Regions from separate parts of the Homo sapiens genome. Here region 1 is linked to region 2. A link is a loop called in an ENCODE intact Hi-C map of the cell type or tissue named here. Cell type or tissue: adrenal gland. All regions are shown on one strand.

The links. A loop is a pair of places that touch in the nucleus more often than their neighbours do. Peaks named below come from ENCODE experiments on the same cell type or tissue, not always from the same donor. Only the 100,000 strongest peaks of a DNase experiment are listed, where the experiment ranks them.
Region 1: it touches region 2 in a loop (2.2-fold over the local background); 18 of 110 quality-filtered maps call a loop at or near these places.

The regions. Positions count from the first base shown.
Region 1 is chr21:36,101,764-36,109,763 of GRCh38, forward strand. All of the region lies in intron 1 of CBR1-AS1 (CBR1 antisense RNA 1), which reads right to left. It overlaps LOC105369306 (a long non-coding RNA gene), which reads left to right and starts at 3,118. Exons shown (of 2, transcript NR_147887.1): 1 at 3,118-3,360; 2 at 5,835-7,927. RefSeq lists an enhancer at 2,974-3,475 and a silencer at 4,494-4,694. In adrenal gland, a CTCF peak has its summit at 3,071 (motif pointing left); a DNase peak (open chromatin) is centred at 3,078; H3K4me3 peaks cover 662 bases.
Region 2 is chr21:36,041,986-36,049,985 of GRCh38, forward strand. It overlaps SETD4 (SET domain containing 4), which reads right to left. Exons shown (of 12, transcript NM_017438.5): 5 at 6,323-6,411; 6 at 3,597-4,026; 7 at 1,797-1,971. Among named protein-coding and RNA genes, the nearest start is that of SETD4, 15 kb to the right of the region's middle. In adrenal gland, no CTCF peak of the experiment used is centred here; no DNase peak of the experiment used is centred here.

The DNA of each region.
Region 1 (8,000 bases), 60 kb after region 2:
ACTGCCCGCTTTTCAGATAGGTAAGGCTTGGGACACATGGACCTAGATGCTGAAACGTCAGACTTTATCTGCACTTCTGTCTGAGTCCTAGGATCCACATCTGGTACATAATTAAAATAGATTACTAACCAGGTTTTTCACCAAAAATAAAAGTTGCTAAAAGTTCAACAGTGAACATTAACTAAACTTAAAAGTGTATTATATGATCTTTTCATAAATTGAGCATTGAAATAAAAGCACAGCAAAGAGGTCTTACGACACTAATCTGTCCTTTAGTAAAAGGGTTATGAAAGGTTTGTAAAGATTTCACCTCATGGTCAAATTGGTTAAGGTTAGATGGAATGATCTATAAGGTTTAATTTAAACAAATTGGGGTTAATATTAATAAACTAATGCAAGGGTAAAATTTGGGTTTGAACAGGATTTTCATGTCATAGTAAAGGCCAACGAACAGTTTTTGCCTTTTAAGTCACCATTTTGGCAAAAGAAATAATGTATGGCAATCTGGAATTCCATTTCATAACATCAAGTGTTTTAAACCTTGAACATTTAACAGGCATCCTAAAATCAGACTTCAAGTTTCAAAATTGTCGTTCCTGATGCCTGGCTTTTTGATGGTTCAGAGGGCCCCTGAAACATTCAGAAAAGAGATAAACAGGATTATCTGACATATTTAATCACATGAGATTGCCAAAATGATGTCCAATCTTAAGTTATACTTTGCTAAATAATACTAATATATTCTGGCCGGGCACAGTGGCTCAAGCCTATAATCCTAGTGCTTTGGGAGGCTGAGGCAGGTGGATCACCTGAGGTCAGGAGTTCAAGACCAGCCTGGCCAACATGGTGAAACTCCATCTCAACTAAAAATACAAAAAAATTAGCCAGGTGTGGTGGCAGGTGCCTGTAATCCCAGCTACTTTGGGAGGCTGAGGCAGGAAAATCACTTGAACCCAGAAGGCAGAGTTTGCAATGAGCCAAGATCATGCCACTGCACTCCAGCCTGAGCAACAAGAGCAAAACTCCATTTCATAAAAATAATTTTAAAAAATACTATTATATGTTCCAAAATTACATATGATTTCTAAAATTCTGATGTCTAAGTATATGCTATCAATCATAATTAAGGGTAAAGTTATTGTAAACCACTGAAATGAATAAATTTGTTAATCATGTTGTTAACTATAAATATCCTGGAAATCTTGTCATTCACAGACAATTGTTATCTTGCTTTGTTCCTTCTCAAAAGATGGTTTATAATCAAGCTATATTAAAGAATTTAACAGGCATTCTCAAATACAGGTTTTTAGTAGCTTTGAAGATTGTAACATTGGAATAGAGAATGTATGGGACTCATAATGAGCTTACATGTTCACAAATATCAAGCAAAACAAGATTTAACTAGACGGACAGCACTCAGAAGGTTAAAGCAACTTTTTGACTCTTGCTTGGAATATTGCTGATCCTTGTTTTATTTTTCAGAGTGAAGGAAACTTACTTTGAACTATTTATGGCCTTTAATAATTGAGTAAGGTATACTACTGTAAACAAAATTTGGAGTGTGTTTGTTTTTCTCTGCCTGGTTCCTCTAGAATTTGGAAACTATCTGTGAGTACTCTTAACTTATGGCAATATTTGCATCAGTGCAATAAGAATCCATTTTTCTTTGTCAACAGGACACAATTGAAAAAACTGGTTATTTTACCAAGGCTTTGACTGAAAGGGTGTGTTTCCCTTTAAGGAATGAAGCTTGACATGCAGACCCAATAAAAGCCCCTTAAGGAGAACTGGCCTCATACCTTGTCTACACAGTTCCTGCACAAGGTTCCTAAATTGTGGTCAGTAAAGAATGTCATTTTCTAACAGGTCCAGCAGCTCCAAGTTTATCTTAGACCCTCAAGAGGAGAGGATTACCCAACTCACAGGTATTTGAGGATACAAACCCATGGCTGGGCTCAGCTTTAAAGATCTTATCTGAAATTCCTTGTGGAACAGAGTTTCATCAAAGCCAATCCAAAGGCCTACATAGAAACAACCATTCTTGCTGCACTTTATGCAAATAATCAGGCCAAGTATAAGACTAAAGTTTATTCTACGAACAACCCACACAGTCCTATCATAATTTGTTTTTACCAAAAATGAGGACTGGAGAGAGAAATTGTTCTCCAAAGCTTATCATACATTTGTCATTAAATCCTAGTCTCATTAATTGTTTTTAAGCTTTTCGCCTACATTTTAGACTAACCCTGCTTATTCCTGTGAATCAAGTGGTGATCTCCTGCAGCTTGGAAGAATCAAAGGGGGATGGTTAACATAAAAACCTGGATCAATATGCTAGTTCTGGACAATTCTCCTGCAAATTCTGCCAGGTAATGAAAGTGAGTAGGGTGCCCATAACCCAGAGGTTTCTTTGTTTGGGAAAATAAAACCAAGGAACTTCATAGACCTCCCCAAAAGGAAATTCTATATCTTAGGTTAACACCTCTAGTAAAGTAGAGGAAAATTGTTAGATATGAGTTCTAAATTTCTCTTCAAAGAATCAATATGTCAGTATGTTCAATTCTTTGCCTTCTACTTATAAACTTAACTTCCTCATAAAGCAACCTTTTTCCATTACCTGCTCCACCCGGACTCATTCTGATTACCTGCTTCTCCCTGACTCATTCTCCACCCTGACTCATTCCGATTTCTCACTCTGCCATAACCATTTTTCCTGCCAAACCGCTCACCCCGTCACTCTCTTTAAATTAGCCAATTGGAATTAGTTTAGTTTGTGCGATCTAACCCTAGCCAATAGGGAAATGACACAGCATCAGGGGCCACGTGCATCAGGGATAAGGACCCCTTCCCCTCCTTTGTCCAAGTGTGCGCTCACCATCGCTCCATCTGTCAGGGCGCACCCTTTTATAGAAGAACATGGCCTTGCAGAGAATTAAAAAGAAAATTTTATATTTGAGTGCTATTTCTTTTGCGGCACCGAAACTTTATAACAATTTCAGGGCTCACCCTTGATTACATTTCCCCCAGGGGCGGTCTCCGGTTCTCTCTCCTGAGGAGGCGCACCCCGCCCCCTTGTGGTGGCCTCAGGGGTGAGAAATCAGGACCACCCAGTGCGAGGAATAACCGGAGCTCTCTGCAACGCTGAAAGAAACTGGCCAGCAACCTAGCTTAAAGGATCCTCACATCTGCGGCGATGACTCTGTGCACAGACCAAGGAAGGAGAAGCCGCCGGAGCCAGTAAAGTACTCCCTTGGTGGTCAAATTCCGGAGGGCTAAATGTGTGTGTGCATGAATGATCACAAATAACCCTACCTGCGGTGTTGTTCATGTGGATGGTGACAAGACCTACTGCTGGACAGAGTGAGTGGGACCTCTCCGCAGTTCCGTAGCTACCTCATATGGCTTAGGGCGGATCCTGCCGTGGGATTTATACTGGCACACCGACACTAAGAGGGGCCTAATTCTCCCTTGGGGGAGCAGCCAGAGAGGGCAACACAAGTGGGAAGTGTGCAAGGGACCTTGAGAGGGGGAAAGGGAGGAAACAGGTCAACCTCCCAGAGCAGCAAGGTAAGACATCCCTGATTTAAGGGATTGAGCCTTCCAGGGCAGGCAAAGCGAGACACCCCTGGTTTGAGGGGTTGAGTCTTCTGCAAGTTTCATGAACCTCACACAAACCTCCAGTAGCAAGAAAAATATTCAGGACTCCCCTTGCCTTTCTTCTCAGGGGAAGAAAGAGTAACTCCACTCCTGCCGGTCCCTCCCCTAGGGAAAGGGGAAGGAGAGGGGAGAACAGCGGCATAAGCGGCTGGCAGAGGCAGAGAAAGAGAGAGTCAAAGAGAGAGACAGAGAGAGAGAGAGAGAAAGAGAGGCAGAGAGAGAGAGAAAGAGAGGCAGAGAGAGAGAGAAAGAGGCAGAGAGAGAGAGAGAGAAAGAGACAGAGAGACAAAAAGGGAGTCAAAGAGAGAGAAATTGAGAGACAGAGTCAGAGAGAGAGAGAGAAGTAGTAAAGAGAAAACAGTGTAACCTATTCCTTTAAAAGCCAGGGTAAATTTAAAACCTGTAATTAATGATTGAAGGTCTTCTCCATGACCCTATAACACTCCAATACCACCTTGTTGCCAGTGTTAACAAGGGCATAGCCCAAAAGCACTGAGGCCACTGACAACCCGTAGCCTTCCTATCAAAAATCCTTAACCCAGTAACCCACGGATGGCCCATATGCATTCAATCTGTAGTGGCAACTGCTTTGCTAACAGAAGAAAGTAGAAAAATAACTTTTAAAGGAAACCTCATTGTGAGCACACCTCACCAGTTCAGAACTACCTAAGTCAAAAAAGCATAAAGGTAGCTTACTAACTCAAAAATCTTAAAGTTTTGAGATTTTAGTAAGTTAGTAAGTTTTGTGATTTTTGGGGCTATTCTATTAGAAAAAGATGATTTAACACTAGCCACTGAAAATTCCCTTAACCCAGCAGGTTTCCTAACAGGGGATCTAAATCTTAATTACCATAGAAAGTTCAGATCACACCTAGGAGGAACTCCCTTCAGGACAGGATGATAGATGGTTCCTCCCAGGTGACTGAGGGAAAAAGACACGATGGATATTCAGTAAGTGATAAGGAAACTCTTGTAGAAGCAGAGTTAGGAAAATTGCCCAGTAGTTGGTCTGCTCAAACGTGGGAGCTGTTTGCACTCAGCCAAGCCTTAAAGTACTTACAGAATCAGGAAGGAGCCATCTATACAAATTCTAAGTTAACAGGGACTGAACGAGGTCTTATTAATAGCAAAGAATAATTGAAATCCCAAACATACAAGGTTTTCAACAAAAGCAAAGTTTGCTAAAAGTTAACAGTGTAACATGTATTATCCTAACTTCTAATCTTGTGGCCTTAGACACAGACATGAAGTTCACTTGGGAAAAGAATGGTTATCATATTTGAGAAAAAAAAGGGGGGGGGGTAGAATTTATGTAAAAAGGAATGTTATGGTAAATTCTTAAAGTAAATTAACTGGTTGTTTAAAGAAAGGGATGTTGGCAACAAGTTAGAAAGTTGAGGCATGTTGAAGAATTGTCTGTGAAAGTCGTGAAAAAATGTTATAAAAGGGAATTTATGCAAGAAATGTATAATTTAAAAGTAATTAGGCCTCCTGAATGTAAAACTATTGAAGAAAGAGTTTGTGTGCAAGGTATGTAAGGAAAGTAGAATATACTTTTGGTAAAAGGATTACAAGGAGGCATAAGAATGTGGATTTTTACCTACATTAAAAGGTTAAAAAAATACATTTTGTTTTAAAGGTTTAAGCAAGTTTTGAAATGTTAATTGTAAAGGAAATTCTGTGTGTAATCATACTGGCTGAAGTTAAAGGGGTATCATCCAGTTTTTCTGTGAACTGGACATTAAAATAAAAGCACAACAGGTTTTTCTTAAAGCACTAACCTGCTCTTTAACAAAAATTATAAAAAGGTTAAAAAGAGTCTGTAAAAATCTTACATTATGATCAGACATTAAAAATTGGATAAATATGTCTACAAGGTTTTACTAAAATTAAGTTTAACATTAATAACACACTAATATAAAGATGAAATTTAGCTTATCTGGTATAAAAATCATACAGGAAGCATTGTCAAATACAAAATGGTGTTTGGCCTTCTTTGGTCTAAAAACTAATAAAAATAGGTGCCAAAGAAAATTTCTCAACAAGAAAGCATGAAGGACTATAAAGTCCACTGTTGATATCCCCACGTTTAAAACAAAAGATCAATTTCTTAGAAATTATATACTCGGTTTATCCTCCACCTTCTCTTCCCTTAAAACAGAGGTCTTTTAGCACAGGTGCTGCCTTTGGACTTTCCAGTGCCTCAGCATCAGCCTGGGGATCACGTTCTCATCAAAGAGGGGAAAGAAGGGAAACTCGAGCCAGCCCGGGAAGGACCCTACCTTGTGCTGCTAACCACTGAGACTGCTGTTCGTAAGGTTGGAAAGAGATGGACACATCACACATGAGTCAAGCAAGCACCATTATCCTCAGAATCATGGGCCATTGTTCCTGGATCAAGCCCTACCAAATTAAAGCTAAGGAAAGCTTAGTCTATCTATCTTTTCCTTTCCCTTCCTTACCCAGTGCTTATATCCATTACTATTCCTACCACTAGCAACTCTAACCCCACTTTAGAACGCTTCTGTGGTTTAGGAGCAGAGGTCACTGGAAAGGATCCTATGGGCTTCTTTAAGGTGGGCTTTGTTCTCCCTCCTCCACCTCCTATGGCTGCCCCTTTCCCAAACCTACAAAATCAAACTATGACTCACCTCATGCCAAATGACAAAAGCAAGGTCCCGGTAGTAGAAATAGGAGACCTAAGGCAAACCATAGCCATTAAAACAGGGTATAAAAATGTAAATGCCTGGTTAAAATTGATTAAATATTCTGTCCACACGTTAAACAAAGGCAATTTTTATGCTTGTGCACATGACAGGCCAGAAGCCCAGATTGTCCCCTTTCCACTAGGGTGGCCCTCTAGTTGACTGGGCATGGCCTGCATGGCAGATCTTTCCCAGGATTATTCAGCCTGGGGTAACAAGTCGTGCCAAGCTCTCTCTCTGCTACATCCCGAAGTTCAACACCCTGCGGGTCAGCCCCCAAGGGCCATCCAGCTTCCATCTCCCAACACTAAGTTCACTTCGTGTCTCTCAGGACCGGGAGGAAACTTAGCGTTCCTTGGAGTCCTGAAGGGATGCAGTGAGATTAAGAAATTTCAAGAGCTTACCAATTAGCCCTTACTCATCCCTGAGCAGATGTGTAGTGGTATTATGATGGACCTTTACTGGACACTCTGCCGAGTAACTGAAGTGGCACTTGCTTTAGTCCAGTTGGCTATCCCTTTCACGCTGGCATTTCATCAACCAGAGAAAGGAAAAATAAGATATCATAAAGCAAAAGAAGCCCCTTATGGGTCTTTTGACTCTCACATCTATTTAGACATAATTACAGTCCCACAGGGAATACCAGATCAATTTAAAGCCTGAAATCAAATAGCTGCAGGATTTGAGTCAATATTTTGGTGGGTGACAATAAAATGTAAATTGGATAAACTACATCTATTACAACCAACAGCCATCCATTAACTACACTAGAGATGCTGTTAAAGGAATAGCTGAGCAATTAGGGGCTACTAGCCAGATGGCTTGGGAAAAATAGGATAGCCTTAGACATGATATTAGCAGAAAAAGGAAGAATTTGCATCATAATTAAAAATCAATGTTGTAACTTCATCCCAAACAACACCGCCCCTAATGGAAGTATAACAAAGGCATTGCAAGGTCTGACTGCTCTATCCTGAGTTAGCCAATAACTCGGGGGTAAATGACCCCTTTACAGGATGGCTGGAAAAGTGGTTCAGTAAATGGAAAAGAATAGTAGCCCCAATTCTTACTTCCATCGCAGCCATCATAGGTGTGCTTATTCTTGTCGGGTGTTGTGTCACACTAAGGAAGGAGACCGCTACAACTCCTGCTGCCCTCCTCCCACCACCTTGCCTAGTTCACAAGACAGGAGGAAAGAGAGAAAGCAAAAAGCTGGAAAGAAGCAAAAGTAAGATAAATAGCCAGACAACCTTGGCACCACCACCTGGCCCTAGGAGTTAAAAAGGTAATAATAATAACATCAACCCCAGACCTAAACTACTTGTGTTATCTGTAAATTCCAGACATTGTATGAAAAAGCATTGCAAAACTTTCTGTTCTGTTAGCTGATGCATGTAGCCTCCAGTCACGTTCCCCACGCTTGCTGGATTTATCACGACCTTTTCATGTGGACCCCTTTAGAGTTGTAAGCCTTTAAAAAGGCCAAGAATTCAGTTTGCAGGGAGCTCAGCTCTTAAGATGCAAGTCTGCCGATGCTCTCAGCCAAGTAAACCTCTTCCTTCTTTAATCCAGTGTCTGAGGAGTTTTGTCTGCGTTGGTGCAGAGGTTTATAAAAACGGCACTTACTAAAACCTCCCT
Region 2 (8,000 bases):
CCAGACATGCATAAACAGTTCCACCTAATTCACACAAAGGAAATCTACTCTTCAAGTCCAATTCAGTCACATCAGTACTGAGTCCCTGAAAGGCTGTAAGAATTTCAAGGCTGGAGGACTAAACACGCATAACCTCAGCTCCTGCTCCCACTAAGTAAATCCACCAAAAACAAGCAGGTCATTAGGACATCAGCATGACTGTTGAAAATTTACAGTCAACAAAAGTAGAGGCCCTGCAAAAACATGAGGAAAGGTTTACAATACTGAGCTTTTTCCAAACCAGAATTCAAAGCAGTCTGGATATTAGTGACTGCAACTACAAAAAACTTAAAGTAAATATGCACAAATTAACAGAGCTATTTGGAGAAGCAGGGTAATAAGGGATTTTTCTATTTTATTTTAAAAATGTAAATATAACTAAAATATAATTTTTGCTCAAATTAATTTATTCAACAAATGAATACTTCGCGGACATCAATATTAAATTTATCAGGATTTTGAAAACATGAAGCCAATCTCGAAGCTGGTTTTCTAGCAGCAAGACCCAGTTTTTGCTTTTCTATTTTTATTTTGAGAAATCACATTATTATTCTGCCTATAAGATGGAGTAGTAACAGCTTGGCCAAGTTTCTATCTCCAATCAAATCTATATTTAAAAATGCTTCAAATTATATATTTAATAAGGCTCTTGCCGTTTTTTCATGGCCTAGAAAACTGCTTCTCTACAGTTTCAGAAAGGGAAAAATCAGTCTTCTATGTACTTTTTTAACACTATATTTGGAATTTTCACATCTTAAGTGTAATGGCTAACTTACTATTTTAAAATAATAAAACTGGGCCAAGCACGGTAGCTCCCGCCTATAATACCAACACTCTGGGAGGTTGAGGCAGGAGGATCTCGAGCCCAGGAGTTGAAGACCAGCCTGGGCAACATAACAAGACACTGTCTCTATCATATGAAAAAACAAATATTAAAAATAGTAATAATAAAACCAGGCCAGGCACAGTGGCTCACTCCTACAATCCTAGCACTTTGGGAGGCTGAGACAGGTAGATCACTTGAGGCCAGAGTTCAAGACCAGCCTGGCCAACACGGCGAAACCCCGTCTCTACTAAAATTACAAAAGTAGCCAGGCATGGTGGTGCGTGCCTGTAATCCCAGCTACTCCAGAGGCTAAGGCACAAGAATCACCTGAACCTGGGAGGCGGAGGTTCCAACGAGCCAAGATTACACCACTGCACTCCAGCCTGAGCAACAGAGTGCGACTCTGACTCAAAAATAATAAAATCAATGATGATGGCTAGGTTAATAGATCACAAAAGAACATACATGAAATCAAATCTCACCATGGCAACAACCTCCAGAAACAAGGACTATAGGTAGATTTATCTCTGTGATTAACACAGTGTCTTACCCACAGTAGGTGCTTAATAAATATTTTTTATTCATTGCTCTCTAATCCTATTTTCTTTAGTGCCAGTGACAACGTCTCAGTATAAACATTTCCATCCTTTAATACTGTATTTATTTCCTTAGCAGTTTTCCTTTTCTTCCATTCTATCTTCTGACCCAATGCAATGAAAACTTCTCAAAATATCAGTCAAAACTTCGTTGTTTTTACTTCAACACTGAAATTACAGCCAGTAAGAGTAAGGCTAGGCCTACCTAGAAGAAAATTAGTGATATGTATGTCAGTCTTAAGGTTTTGATATTTTTATTAAAACTGAAAATACACATCTCCAAATGGGGAAAAAAATTATATAGTGTTAATGTTAAGAACAAAGTTGATTCCAACCTCTTGAGACATAAACACAAGCATGAGGATTATGGACAGAAACAAATCCGTATTCCAGGAACAGCCGTTGATTATCGTGAGGGCCGTAACAGATGAATACCTCTTCATGCTTTCTCCAACGTGAAGTCGTTCTAATTTCGTAAGAATGAGTTTCTTCATTAAACGCTGCTTTTACCTAGAAAGAAAAACTGTTAAGGTATTTTTTAAAGTAAGGTGTAAAACTCCAAAGCTGATTAAGTTATTACATAATATTAATGTGAGTCAGGTGCAGCTTTCAAACACCCATCAATAAATGTAACTACGCATAGGGAAAATGCCACTTCCGGTTTCATCCACCTCGACTTCACCCCATTGATGACGGAGGGAGTCCTGCCCTAGGGCTCTGGGGGTGGCCACACCACGACACCCGACACAGCACAGATGAGATCATCAGCAGTTTATTGGTCACGTCCACTCACAGCCCAGGGAAGGAGGACATGGTGGTGCCAATAAACTTTATCTGTAAAAAGCTAGAGAGTAAATACGTTCAGCTTTGCCAGCACTATGTGGTCTCTGTCACAAGTTGTTGTATTTTCACAATCCTTTCAAAGTGTAAAAACCATTCTTAGCTCAGGGCTCTTGGGCCACACGCCCACAGGCTGTAGTTCGTGCTGTGGTCTTCCTACAGTAAACTATAAACTCATTGGTTTGGCACATAAATGCACCAAAAGTCCCAATAAAAATAAATCACTGCTGACGGAGTCCCCATGTCTAGCATCCTATCACACTACACACTCCTGATATTATTTCGTCAACATCAACCACAGAAACACTCACCTAATCCCAGGCTCCTTTGCTCCCGATTATTAAAGATACTTCTTTCTACAAAAGTAACAAGCAGACAGCCCTTGTTCCTGGGCTAAGAAAGCAGAGCGGGAACCTCCCTAAGCTCTGATCTCACGTAGAGAGCACGAAAGCTTAGCACGTGGGCTCACAAGGCATGGCTGCTCTTCTCCAGTGGAATGTCAGATGAAGGCGACGGCCAGGACACAGATCCCAGCCATGTCCCTCCACAACACACCCCAAAGTGGTTACAGGTGAGCCAACTGATGGACTCTCTTCCGCTCTCCAAGCCAGGCCTCTACCCCTGCATGCCCTGCAAATACACTCATTTCCTAAATGAGCCACCTGGGGAAAGCGCTGGGGAGGAGGCGATCTGTGACCACCTCCCAAATCAGGTTTCTTTCATTATTTCCCAGAACCCTTTCCCCACAAATACCCATCCATTCAATAAACATTTACTGAACACCTACTATGTGCCAGGCCCTGCCATGAGCACTGAGGTGACAAAGAGGAACAAGACAAAGACCCCATTCTCAAAGATTTCAGAGCTCAGTGGGAAAAAGAGCAAGTCAGTCAGCGATCAGAGCGAAGAGAAATGCTGTGACAGCTACAACACCAGTTTAAAAGGGACGGGGCAGGAAAGCAAGCTAAGCTTCAGTCCCGGAAGGAGGAACGAGGGAGAAGGAAGGAAGGCTCCGCACCACAGGCTGCTGGGAAAGACCGGACAGAGGATGCAGCACGAGGCTCTGTAGGCCTGAAGAGCAGAGTGAAGAAAAGGGGCCAAGGCAAGCACTGCGGGAGGGATAGTGGGGTCTAGAAGAACAACAGGAGCCTCCTGACGTCAGGCCAACCTGACAGGGTCACCTGAAGCCGCCGACACCTCTCCCTGTGGTGCCACCCACATCTACAGCCACAGGTTCTGGGCAGCGGAAGCCTTCCTATCCAAATAGAATAGCTGCTCCCTTGTCAGCTTCTCACCTGGACATGTGGGCTATGATTCAGCAGGTCCAGGTACGGAGCGAGTGCACAGGTGTCCGGCTCTGCAGAAAGGCATTCCCGCTGCCTGGGCCTCAGGTACACGGCTCTGGTGTTGACGGTGCACCAAGCCCACAGCAGGGCACTGTAGCTGAAGATGCTGTCAACAGCCTCCGCAAACAGAGGCTGCAGAGAAGAGAAAAAGTCTCTGGAGGAAGCAAAGAACTCCTGCACGTGGGCTCTCTGCTCTTCAGCCTTTGCTTTTAAAGATTTGGGAAGAAGGTTCACCACTTCCGGCTCCAAACAAACAGGGCAGGTATACGCCTTGGGTAAAATCTCCAGGTAAGGCTTCCAAAGAGATCGGTGCCCAGCATGCTTTTCTGAAACTAAAAAGGTGCACAGCGCCAGCAGAGGAGATGGAGGAGGCTTCCACCTTTGAAAATTAAAAGCCAGTTTAAAGGAATTACTTTGATTCAAAATACGAAATAAGCCAAGCAGTTTGTTTTGCTGCCAGAAGGAGTGTGTTCAAACTGTCAACACACTCAGTTTACTTAACAGACTCAAGAGTTCCTTCCTTCCTTCCTTAAGGCTCTTCCTCTCCAGGGGAGCACAGCCCCAGTGCTAGTGCTCTGAAAGAGCCATACTTACATGTCAGAAAAACTGACTCACTAAGCCAAGTTCCAGGTTTGTTTGCAAGAGATTCCTCTTTGCAAAAAAACCTCTTTGCTTCCAACTTGGTTCTCCAGTTGTAAACCTTTTGACCTAAGTCCATTTGTCTCACCTATGTAAAGATATAAAATATGGTGGGGAAAAAATGGTGGAAAGAACTGAGACCTGCACCATCCGATATAGTAATCACTGGGTACACAGAGCTATTTAAATTTAACCTTTAATTATTTAGAATTGAATATTTAAAATTCAATCCCTTGGTAAGATAAGCTATGTTTTAATTGCACAATAGCCATTCAGAGCTAGTGGCCACCATACTGGACAATGCATAAAAAACATCTGTCATTGCTAAAAGCTCTATTGGAGGGCACCAACCTAAACCAAAACTGAATATGCTCATATACAGTTGTTGCAGTTCTAAAGCTTTTATTCCTAAGTTTACCTGCTCTATTACAAATTATGTATCACAGTATTTTTACTTGCACAATTGCCGATAAAAAGATCTCATGTTGCCTGAATGTATTTAGAAAGTTTTCATCAATCCTTCGACATCCAGATTCCTATACTGCCATACATTCTACTCAAAATTTCAGAATGATTCAGAAAATGTTAACAATGACAGCATCATTGTCTCTACACAGGCCTAAAAGACCTATTCACTCTCTTCCAAAAACATGCCAGGGGGAAAAAAGACCAGCACTTACCTAATGGTTAAGAGACAGTATACGCCAGGCACAGTGGCCGTTTGCCTATATCCCAGCACTTTGGGAAGCCAAAGTGGGTGGATCACTTGAGGCCAGGAGTTTGAGACCAGCCTGACCAACATGGAGAAACCCCATCTCTACTAAAAATACAAAATTAGCAGGGCATGGTGGCGCACACCTGTAATCCCAGCTATTTGGGAGGCTGAGGCATGAGAACTGCTTGAACCCGGAAGGTGGAGGTTGCAGGGAGCCAAGATCACGCCACTGCACTTCAGCCTAGGCAACACAGCAAGACCTTGTCTCAAAAAAGAAAGAAAAAAACGGTATACTCTTTCAACCCTTGTATTTAGAAATCCCTTCCACTGCGGGTCGCTCTCACTCTGTCCTCAAAGATGCCCCAAAACAAAGGCCCAGCAGAACGTGTGCCAGAAAACAGTTCTTCCCCATCAGCCTCCTCTCTTCTATACCTAAATAAAACTAATTCTTTCACAAAATTAACAGCTCTTCAAAGTTCAAGGAAAACTGAAGTACAATAACGGTAGAAATAAGAGAGAGTAACTTACATTTGTCAAGAGCTACTATGATGGAAGAGAAGAGGCTACTATGAGCCAAGGCACTCAGCTGTGATTTACATATATTATCCCATTTAATTTTTATTTCTTAGTCAGTGATGGATCGGGATATCATACCCACACTCCAGGAAGCCTATTAAAAACCTTAGAAATGCCATTTACAGTGAATTAAGAACAAACTTTCTGGCCGGGCACGGTGGCTCACACCTGTAATCCCAGCACTTTGGGAGGCTGAGGCGAGTGGATCACAAGGTCAGGAGCTCAAGACGAGCCTGGCCAAAATGGTGAAACCCTGTCTCTACTAAAAATACAAAAAAAAAAAAAAAAAAAAAATTAGCTGGGCGTGGTGGCAGGCACCTGTAATCCCAGCTACTTGGGAGGCTGAGGCACGAGAATCACTTGAACCTGGGAGGCAGTGGTTGCAATAAGCCAAGATCACGACATTGCACTCCAGCCTGGCAACAGGTGAGACTCCATCTCAAGCAAGAGAGAGAGAAAGAGAGAGAGAGAGACAAGGAAGGAAGGAAGGAAGAGAGGGAGGGAGGGAGGGAAGGAGGGAAGGAGGGAGGGAGGGAGGGAGGAAGGCAGGCAGGCAGGCAGGCAGGAAGGCAGGGAGGGAGGGCAAACTTTCTAGAATGGAGTAAACTTTTCACATCATTCAGGTTATTTATCAGCTCTACAAGGGACTGGGTTCTAATGAATTGTGTCTCAAGTGACATATTTGCCATTGACAGACCTTAAGGAGAAGCACTTGCACCAGGTAAGCAAGTGTGTGGTCACTTACTTAGTAATGTATGCCCCTAAGTAGCTTCGAATCACTGTGTCCGTGGTGAGCAGGCAACTCTCAGGCAACGAAATAATCATCTGTCCCTCCTGGCCAAAAGGAAAGTAAAGTTGAGGACGCCTATGCTTTGGGAAGGACCCATGAGTATGAGTCTTACAAAGTCGTTGATCCCACAATCACCTACCAGTAACCCACTGTAACTCAACCAAAAGCCACCAATGAGCCTACCAATGGAGTCGCTCCCAACTCTGCGAGTCAGCAGATGCACACGAGGCTGCTCCAAGGCGAGGCCCCACAGCCCCAACAAAAATGAAAGGTCAATTATGTGACTGACACCCACAAGCAGTCAACCCTTCACCAGAATGAGTGGTGGAAACATGCTGACAATTCAAATTATACTGTTTCTTCACTTTTTTTTTTTTTTTTTGAGATGGAGTTTTGCTCTTGTCTCCCAGGCTAGAGTGCAATGGCGTGATCTCAGCTCACTGCAACCTCCACCTCCCAGGTTCAAGCGATTCTCCTGCCTCAGCCTCCCAAGCAGCTGGGATTACAGGCACCCATCACCATGATGGTGCCTAATTTTTGTATTTTTAGTAGAGACAGGGTTTCACCTATTTCTTCACTTTCTTATGCCAGGAAATAGTGCTACCAATAGTAAACAGACAGAAACTACCCCCAAAAAATTGTATCCAGTGAAATCCAAGTGGCCAGGTGATGGTCTGCTCTCTACATAACCCACGCTTATGAGCTAAAGAAAGGCCAGCATGCCCAACACAGTAAGCGTCGAACTCTACCACTTGCAAGAGTATCGTTTTCAGTGTCTCCCACGGAGATAGAACCATGGAAAGAAAAATTAGATGTAAAGTAATAGAAAACAGTTTAAATAAACACTGCATGAAGAAGCCAGATGTAAGACTCTCCTTTAATTCTAACTGGCATCTAAGTTGGTTAAAAATCTCAGCCAAGGCCAGGCGCGGTGGCTCATGCCTGTCATCCCAGCACTTTGGGAGGCTGAGGCAGGTGGATCGCTTGAGGTCAGGAGTTCAAGACCAGCCTGACCAACATGATGAAACCACATCTCTACTAAAAATACAAAAATTAGCTGGCCATGGTGGTGCACACCTGTCATCCCAGCTACTCGGGAGGCTGAGGCAGGAGAATCACTTGAACTCGAGAGGCAGAGGTGGCAGTGAGCCGAGATTGCGCCACTGTACTCTAGCCTGGGCGACAGAACGTGACTCCGTCTCAAAAAAGAAAAAAAAAATCTCAGCCAAAAAATCTTCCGGGATCAATTTCTGGTTTCCTCATCTGTAAAGCAAGATTAAGCTGGATGATCACTATGGTCACTTCCCATTCCAACATCCTATGATCTTTTGGTTTGAAAATATTTGGGTAAATCTCTTTATCATCAAAATGCAAACTGTACACTTCACTGTGCATTTCACTATATGTAAAATATGTCTCAATTTTCAAAAACTTTTGATAAAACAACCATATTTGAATGTACATGTGAAACAACTGCCAATTATTTCATGACCTAAACAAAAACTACCTGTAGTTACTGCTGCATACATGACATTTCTCATCCCCAAATTCTGCTACAGAATAAAGTCAATTACACCTTCCTCCAAAAACAAAAATATTGTACAACAATATGAATGTACTTAATACTACTGAA